Linked DNA regions of Homo sapiens: region 2 is linked to region 1. Evidence: chromatin contacts called from ENCODE Hi-C or POLR2A ChIA-PET data. All regions are on one chromosome and are shown on one strand. The core of a region is the stretch at or near the end of the contact, and the rest is flanking DNA. Distances in the headings are between cores, read along the strand shown. Region 1 has its middle 27 kb from the start of FGF21. Region 2 overlaps PPFIA3 (PPFI scaffold protein A3).

Region 1 (4,421 bases), core at 502-3,001:
CAAAAATTAGGCCCAGCATGGTGGTGGCTCACGCCTGTAATCCTAGAACTTTGGGAGGCCGAGGCAGGCGGATCACAAGGTCCAAGAGTTTGAGAACAGCCTGGCCAACATCATGAAACCCCATCTCTACTAAAAATACAAAAAGTAGCCCGGCATGGTGGCAGGTGCCTATAATCCCAGCTACCCAGGAGGCTGAGGCAGGAGAATCGCTTGAACCCAGGAGGCAGAGGTTGCAGTGAGCCGAGACTGCGCCATTGCTCTCCAGCCTGGGCAACAGGGCGAGACTCCGTCTCAAAAAAAACAAAAAACAAAAACCAAAAATTAGCCAGGCAGAGTGGCGGGCGCCTGTAGTTGCAGCTACTTGGGAGGCTGGAGCAGGAGAATCACTTGAACCCAGGAGGCGGAAGCTGCAATGAGCCGAGATCACGCCGCTGCACTCCAGCCTGGGTGACAGAGTAAGACTTCGTCTCAAAAATAAATAAATACATAAATAAATAAAAATTAAAAAATTAGCCAGGTGTGATGGCGTACCCTTGTAATCCCAGCTACTCGTGAGGCATGAGAATAGCTTGAACCTGGGAGGTTGAGTCTGCAGTGAGCCGAAATCATGACACTGCATTTCAGCCTGGGTGACAAAGCAAGACTCAAAAAAAAAAAAAAAATTTTTTTTTCATCCTAAGATCTGGGGTGAGACTCCCTGGTTGGCAATACTGCATGCGTTTTGGCACACGTCATTACCGGGAGAATTGAGCACTGTCTAGAACTCCACTGGGGGAGGACATCTGAAAGCTCACGCCTGGTGTCTCCTGGACTCTGCCCCATCCACGTTTTCCCTTGGCTGATGATGACGATGATGATGACGATGATGATGATGATGATTATTATTATTATTTTGAGACGGAGTCTCGCTCTGTCGCCCAGGCTGGAGTGCAGTGGTGCGATCTTGGCTCACTGCAACCTCCGCCTCCTGGGTTCATGCCATTCTCCTGCCTCAGCCTCCCGAGTAGCTGGGATTCCAGGCGTGTGCCACCACGCCCAGCTAATTTTTTGTATTTTTTAGTAGAGACAGGGTTTCACCATGTTGGTCAGCTGGTCTTGAACTCCTGACCTCAGGTGATCCACCTGCCTTGGACTCCCAAAGTGCTAGGATTACAGGCGTGAGCCACCACGCCCGGCGTACAGTTTAAATTTATAAACATAAAAGAATTTGGGGGCCAGGCGCGGTGGCTCACGCCTGTAATCCTAGCCCTTTGGGAGAACGAGGCGGGCAGATCGCTTGAGCTCAGAAGCTCGAGACCAGCCTGGGCAACATGGCAAAACCCCATTTCTACAAAAAATTTAAAAATTAGCTGAGCGTGGTAGCGAGTACCTGTAATCCCAGATACTCGGGAGGCTGAGGTGGGGGATCGCTTGAGTCCAGGAGTTCCAGGTTGCAGTGAGCAGAGATCGCGCCACTGCCCTCCATCCTGGGCGACAGAGTCAGACCTTGTTTCAATAAATAAATAAATAAATAAATAAATAAATAAATAAATAAATAAATAAATAAATAAGGTGAGGGGGGTATTTCTGAAATGACGTGGAAGCTCGGATTCTTTTTTCCAGAAGCCTCAGTTCAGAGTCTTTTCCAAGGGCCGGTTGCGGAGTTTGAGGATAGAGCACTAAGAGCACCCAATAGGAATGACTGAAAGCCCATGACGTCACTAGTGGCTGGGCAACAGCTCCAGAGTGCCTCTCGCTGACCTGCTTCGGGAAGTGGCCCCCGGTTCGCGTCACATGCCAGCCCCTGGCCTGCGTCACAGACCAGGATACACACCCAAATCCCAGGGGCCAGGAAATGTGTTCCCCGTGAAACCAAATTTAGCAAAGGAAAGAATGCAACAACTTTTAAACTCATTAAAGGCTCCCTGGCCGGGCGCGGTGGCTCACGCCTGTAATCCCAGCACTTTGGGAGGCCGAGGCGGGAGGATCACAGGGTCAGGAGATCGAGACCATCCTGGCTAACACGGTGAAAGCCCGTCTCTACTAAAAATACAAAAAATTAGCCGGGCGTGGTGGTGGGCGCCTGTAGTCCCCGCTACTCGGGAGGAGGGAGGCTGGGGCAGGAGAATGGCGTGAACCCGAGAGGCGGAGCTTGCAGTGAGTCGAGATCGCGCCACTGCACTCCAGCCTAGGCGACAGAGAGCTGTCTCAAAAAAAAAAAAAAATTGTGTTCCCCTTCCATGGATCTTATCTAGAAAAAAACACCTGTTTTTCTCAGGCTCACACTCAACACTTCTGTGACCAGGTGTGTGGGGTTTTTCCCACGCTGACAAATTCTCCTACCCAAGCTGGGTGTCCCACAATTCAATCCAACTCTGACATTATCTACCTGGAGATAGCATCGGATCCCACAGGTGAAAGGCTCAGTCCCACGAGGCTGCCCCTTGGGAGATGCCAATCACAAGTCCACGTGGTCTCACCCGAGCTTCTGACTTGCTAGTAATGGGGGTTCCCATGACTCCCTCCTTAGGCTCAGAAATTTGCTACAATGCCTCACAGAACTAAGGAAAACACATTTATCAGTTTATCATATAATTAAATAAAACCTGTCAGATAAAGAGGTGCAAAGGGCAACATCTGAACGCCTCCCGAGCACGGGAGCAAAGGATGGGTTTGGGGGAGCTTCCAGGTTGGGCGTCTCCATGGAGTTGGGGTGCTTCCCCGCCCGGAACTGTGGGCAGAGAGCCACCCAGGTGCTGAGGCAAGAGATTGAAGGCACATACTGTTTCAATATAATAAAGAAAATACTTAGAATAAGAAAAGTTATACTAGCAATAGGATATAGAGATGATTATATATGGATATTATCAATTATTAGTTTTAGTATTAATCTCTGTTTTATTATTATAACTGAGGAAAAACCAGGCGATACAGAGTCAGGAGCTGAAGGGACATGGTGAGATGTGACCAGAAGACAAGAGTGAAAGTCCTCCGCCACGCCCAGATAAGGGCTTAAGGACGCCTTGGTCTAGTGGTAGCACCAGTGCCTGGGAAGGCACCCGTTACTTAGCAGACCGGGAAAGGGAGTTTCCCCTTCCTTGGGGGAGTTAGAGAACACTCTGCCTCACCAGCCTCTTGTGGGAGGCCGGACATTAGCCAGGCCTGCCCACAGTCATCCGGAGGCTTAAACATCTCCCTGTGGTACTGTGCTTCAGTGGTCATGATCCTTGTCCACTTTCATGTTCCGCCTGTACACCTGGTTCCTCTTTTAAGTTCCTGGGAGATAGCAGTAGCAGAAATAGTGAAAATATTAAAGTCTTTGATCTCTCTGATAAGTACATAGAAAAAATGCTGACCGTATGCTGTCTTCCCTCTCTGCTTCGTCTACCAAAAAGGGAAAGGCCCCCTGTCACATGGACACGTGACTTGCTTGACCTTATTAATCATTTGAGATGACTCACACTCCTTACCCTGCCCCCTTGCCTTGTATACAATAAATAGCAGCAGTCCAGGCATTCGAGGCCACTAATGGACTCCATGCACTGGTGGTAGTGGCCCCCTGGGCCCAGCTGTCTTTCATACTCTCTCTTAGTTTCATGTCTTTCTTTCTACAATCTCTCATCTCCACACACGAAGAGAAAACCCACAAGGCCCTGTAGGGCTGGACGCTACAAGGAACCTCTCCCACCCCCATACTTTAGGGACTTTTATGGAGACTTCAGCGCATAAGTAGGATAGATTAGTAATTCCAGCTCCAGTTCCCTCTTCTTCCGGAAAGATGTGGAGTGGGATGGGGCTACAGGTTCCATGCTTCTAATATTGACTGAGTCTTGCTGGTGATCAGCCCCCATCAGGAGCCCACCAAGAGTCACCTCATTAGAAAAAAAGGTGCTCTCAGCTGGGTGTGGTGGCTCACGCCTGTAATCCCAGCACTTTGGGAGGCCAAGGGGGTAGATCACCTGAAGTCAGGAGTTCCAGACCAACCTTGCCAACATGGTGAAACCCCCGTCTCTACTAAAAATACAAAAATTAGCCAGGCATGGTGGCGGGCACCTGTAGTCCCAGCTACTTGGGAGGCTGAAGCAGGAGACTTGCTTGAACCCAGGAGGCAGAGGTTGCAGTGTGTGGAGATTGCACCACTGCACTCCAGCCTGGTGACAGAGCAAGACGCTGTCTCAAACAAAAAAAAAAAAAAAAAAAAAAAAAAAAAAGGGAAGAAGAAAATAAAAAGAAAAAAGAAAAAATGATGCTCCCATTACTCAGGAAATTCCAAGGGATTTAGGAGCCCTTTGTCGGGAACTGGGGTCAAAGATCAAATATTAGAACAAAAGATGCTGCTGGCATCCCTAACACTGGGGAAATTATAAGGGGTTTCAAAGCTCTGTCCCAGAAACTGGGGGGACAGAGACCAAATATATATTTGTTATTGTGTGACAGTGCCC
Region 2 (4,421 bases), core at 1,052-3,551, 350 kb before region 1:
TGGAGTGAGGGAAGGAGGGGACAAGATCCCAGAGTGTCTCCGGAGACACAGAGGAAATCCAAGGAGAAAGTCAATCAGCTGAAAGTAGATCAAAGATCAATAAGGATCATGCTGGTCAGAGTCCACGGGGGTCAGTGAAGGAGGTCACAGAAGTTCGCTAGGTGACCTGAATCAGAGGTCCAAGCTCTGTGACACTCTTACAGGTGCAGCCGTCTTAGGGCCAGTGAGGATGATACCAAACGTTACAAACACTATCACAAAGTCAGGGAGTTGAATGGAGCTCACGGAGAGGGGACTTCCATGTCTCACCTGCCCATCCCCATCCTTGCCCGGCTCTTCCAGCCCTGACCGCCGCCTAGACAGCTGTTCTCGAAGGTTCAGAGTCTGGAAGTGTGAAAGGGGAATCAGAGCACAGGGGCTCCCTGAACCCCCAGCTCTAGTTCTCACTGGCATTGGCCCTCTAAGGGGATAGGCGGCCCCATATGAGATGCCTCCGGTCGTGCTGGGGCCATGCCTACCCCACGGTTTACCCTTAGGCTCCCTCCCTCCTTATATCCCTCCTTAGCTGCCACCACGGAGGGCGTCTACCCTTACTCTTCCCCTTAGCCTCCTGGACAAAGTTTCCGCTTTAGCCCCGCTTTTCCCCATTCAATCACTTCCTCCTTAGTCCCAGCCTGAGCCCCAGCCCCTGGTTCTACCCTTAATCTCACTCTCACTGGGAGATTCTCCCCGTAGCCCTGCGCAATGCGTGCCCACTTAGGAACCCCACTGGTTTCTCTCCATAGTCCAACCCCATAGCTTGTCTGCCCTAGTCCTGCCCCAATAGATTCTCTCTGGAACCCACCCAACCGGCTCCGCCCCGTGGGCAGCCCCTTAGCCCCTCCCCTTGGATTCAAATTCCCTGTCTTGGCCACACCCACACCTCCTGATTGCTCAGTTCCAGCTCCTCCTCGAGCACTGCCACGCGCTCCAGCGCCATCCGCAGCCGCTCCCGGACCTGGGGATCGGGGCAGGGCAACAGTCAGCTGGAGACAAGATCCAGTTTAGGACAGTTGCCCCTGGTCCAGAACACCCCTGGGACGGATCCGATAGGGCAGCGTTGGGGCTCCTGTCTCCATAACGGGTATGCAGCCGCAACCAGCTATCCAATCTGCCCCATCCACTGTTAGCCCCCATCCTGGTTTATTTTTCTGCTATCAACCAGTCAGGTCCCAGTCTATGTATCCTGTCCCAATCAATCACAGTCAACATTCTTCCAACTCAGAACATCCCCAACCAATCACGGCCAGAATCTCTCCCACTCAGAACAGCCCCAGTCAACTATAGGTTTCCATTCTCCACCCCTGCTCTTCTAATTCTCATACCTTCTCATCCAGGGCCTTGTGGTGCTCGAAGAGAGACTTTAGAGCTTTGAGCACTTCTACCTCCGAGGAGACCCCACCCGGGGACTGGGCCTGGCGCTTCACCACGGTCATGCGCAGTGACCTCTCGTGCCTGGACACCAGGCACTCCAGGTGTTCCAGGAGCAGCTGCAAGCACACGGCATGGGGTCAAGGAAAAGAGGCAAGGGAAAAGGGGCAGATGTGAGAAAAAGGGTGACAGGTAGGGCGGACACATGGAGGAAAAGATGGAGCCATATAAAGGAGCACCGAGACAGGTCAGGAAAAGAGAGGAGGTCGGGGTCAAGGAACCGGTGGTACAGAAAAGAGAAAAGTTATGGAGACAGGGAGGAAGGAGTGGCACCAGAGTGGGAGACCAGCCAGGAAGTGGGAGCAGGGAAGAGGAGAAGACAGAAAGGCGAGATGGGGGAAAAAAATAGGTCACGCTGCAACACTGAGAGGCCCCGCCCCCCACTTCAACACCACGAGGCCCCGCCCCCACTTAGGCCCCGCCCTCAACACCCCTCACCCGCGTGTTGTTCCGTTCCGCCTTCAGCTCTGCAATCTCTTCCTCCCTCTCCAGCAGCTGCTCCCGACATAAGTTCAGCTCCTTCGTCAGAGCTGCAAACTCCTGTCCAGACATTGGCAGGATCTGGACATTCGGCTCAATCCTTTCCCTGTCTCCTTCATTCACTGGGACTGGAAGTTTGAAGGTCCCGCCCTCCCTGCTAAGTCCCGCTGTCCCTTGCCACTCAGGCCCCGCCCATTAACGGCAAGCCTCGCCCAGACTCCTCCCTTCCAGGCGCCAAGCCCGGCCCCTTCCGGACCGCCTTCTTCCCCCCGAGGCCCCGCCCCCTCATGCCCCGCCCCTGTCCCGCCCAGACCTGGGGCAGCGCGATGCTGAGCTGGCGCTGCAGCGAGTCCTTCTCGTGGCCGAGCTCGCGCAGCCGCAGCTGCGCTGTAGCCAACCCGTCCTGTGCCTCGCGCAGCGTCTCCAGCAGGCGCTCGCGCTCCGTGAGCATCGTGACCATGAGGCGCTCCAGCTCCCCGCCCGCCTCGTCCGGGCCCAGCGCCGAGCCCCGCCGGCCATCCTCGCTGATGGTGGGCATCACCTCGCACATCATGGCGGCGGTGCGGGCCTGCGGGGCGGGGAGGGCAAGGAACAGACCGGCCTTGTCAAGGCACAACAGAGAAACTGAGGCACAGCCACTCGGATACCACGTAGGGGAAATAGTTGGGGGCAAACCAAGCACTGCACAGAAGAAACTGAGGCCCAGGCACTGTGATCATGACACAGGGAAACAGGCACCGCCACCCTGTCACTCCACCGGGGAAACCAAAGATTGGCCACCAGGTGCTGCCAGGGGAAACTGAGGCCTATTATTATTATTATTTTTTTTTAACAGGGTCTCACTCTGTCACCCAGGCTGGAGTTCAGTGGCGCGATCACGGCCCACTGCAGCCTGAACGACCCAGACTCGAGCAGTCCTCCCAACTCAGCCTCCTGAGTAGCTGCGACTACAGGCACACACCAGCATACCTGGCTAATTTTTTTCTTTTCTTTTCTTTTCTTTTCCTTTCCCTACTTTCTTTTTTTTTTTTTTTTTTTTTTTTAGCTGGAGTGATCTGTCACCCAGGCTGGAGTGCAGTGATGCGATCTCGGCTCACTGCAGCCTCCACCTCCCGGGTCCCGGTTCAAGCAATTCTCCTCCCTCAGCCTCCCGAGTAGCTGGGATTACAGGAACCCGCCACCATGCCCAGCTAATTTTTGTATTTTTAGTAGAGACAAGGTTTCACCATGTTGGCCAGGCTGGTCTCGAACTCCTGACCTCGTGATCTGCCCGCCTCGGCCTCCCAAAGTGCTGGGATTACAGACGTGAGCCACCGCGCCTGACCTTTTTTTTTTTTTTTTTTTTTGTGGAGATGAGGTCTCACTCCTGGACTCAAGGGATCCTCCTGCCTCAGCATCCCAAAGTATGCCACTGTGCCTGTGCCATTGCTCTTAGGAAAACAGTCCTGGCTACCTGGGTGAGAGGATTTGGGAAAACTGAGGTCAGACTCCAACAGACAGTGGCAGCAAACCTAAGCCTAGCCCACTCAAAGGAACCAAAGCTGGCCGACCCTGGTATCGTATGAGTGAATGTGGAGAAAATCAGTGTCTACCTATTCTGGCTCTACTGAGAATCCCCCTCAACCCACTGCATGGGTAGGAAAACTGAGGCCCAGACCAGAACCATGCCTTAAGAAGGCCACAGGGCCAAGGGACCCAGGATTAGGTCACTAGGATGTGGTTACCTGTATAATGTCACAGGGTTGGTCTCACCTACTAGCCAGCCCAACTCCTGCCTCCTTCAATTTCCCAGAAATCTGGACCCCGGCTCCCTAAGAATCTAAAGACCTACTCCATTCGGGAAAAGAAAAAAAAAAAAAAAAAAAAGCAAGGCCAGGACTGGGCGCAGTGGCTCATGCCTGTAATCCCAGCACTTTGGGAGGCCGAGATGGGCAGATCACTTGAGGTCAGGAGTTCAAGACCAGGCTGTGCAACATGGTGACCCCCGTCTCTACTAAAAATACAAAAAAAATTAGCCGGGCATGGTGGCATGCACCTGTAGTCCCAGCCACTGGGGAGGCTGAGGCACAAGAATCGCTTGAACCCGGGAGGTGGAGGTTAGAGTGAGCCGAGATAGCACCACTGAACTCCAGCCTGGGCAACAGTGTGAGATTCCATTTCAAAAAAAAAACACAGTAACGGCCGGGCAAGGTGGCCCACTCATGTAATCCCAGCACTTTGGGAGGCTGAGGCTGTTGGATCACGAGGTCAAGAGATTGAGCCCAGCCTGGCCAACATGGTGAAACCCCATCTCTACTAAAAATACAAAAATTAGCTTGCGTGGTGGCACGCACCTGTAGTCCCAGCTACTCGGGAGGCTGAGGCAGGAGAATCGCTTGAACCCGGGAGGCAGAGGTTGCGGTGAGCCAAGATCGTGCCACTGCACTCCAGCTTGGCGATATAGAGAGACCCAGTCTCAAAAAAAAACAAAA

Evidence for each region. A loop is a pair of places that touch in the nucleus more often than their neighbours do. ChIA-PET counts read pairs that join two places held with the same protein, here RNA polymerase II (POLR2A). Pooled maps may share reads with other maps.
Region 2: a pooled map shows a loop between it and region 1 (2.3-fold over the local background). The contact joins two enhancer-like sites. A Hi-C loop is called at or near these places in 7 of 50 pooled maps. POLR2A ChIA-PET finds 5 or more read pairs at or near these places in 6 of 52 experiments (GM12878, HCT116, WTC11 and 2 more).

The regions. Positions count from the first base shown.
Region 1 is chr19:48,779,906-48,784,326 of GRCh38, reverse strand. No RefSeq gene overlaps it. Among named protein-coding and RNA genes, the nearest start is that of FGF21, 27 kb to the right of the region's middle. RefSeq lists a cis regulatory region at 2,899-3,539. Within about 2 kb of position 1,751, at least 18 of the 41 ENCODE cell types and tissues checked have a DNase peak (open chromatin) inside an H3K27ac peak, as active enhancers do.
Region 2 is chr19:49,125,956-49,130,376 of GRCh38, reverse strand. PPFIA3 (PPFI scaffold protein A3) reads right to left here. Exons shown (of 30, transcript NM_003660.4): 2 at 2,264-2,518; 3 at 1,909-2,010; 4 at 1,365-1,529; 5 at 923-997; 6 at 310-384. The coding sequence starts at 2,503. Among named protein-coding and RNA genes, the nearest start is that of PPFIA3, 8.6 kb to the right of the region's middle. RefSeq lists a silencer at 2,105-2,504. Within about 2 kb of position 2,301, at least 9 of the 41 ENCODE cell types and tissues checked have a DNase peak (open chromatin) inside an H3K27ac peak, as active enhancers do.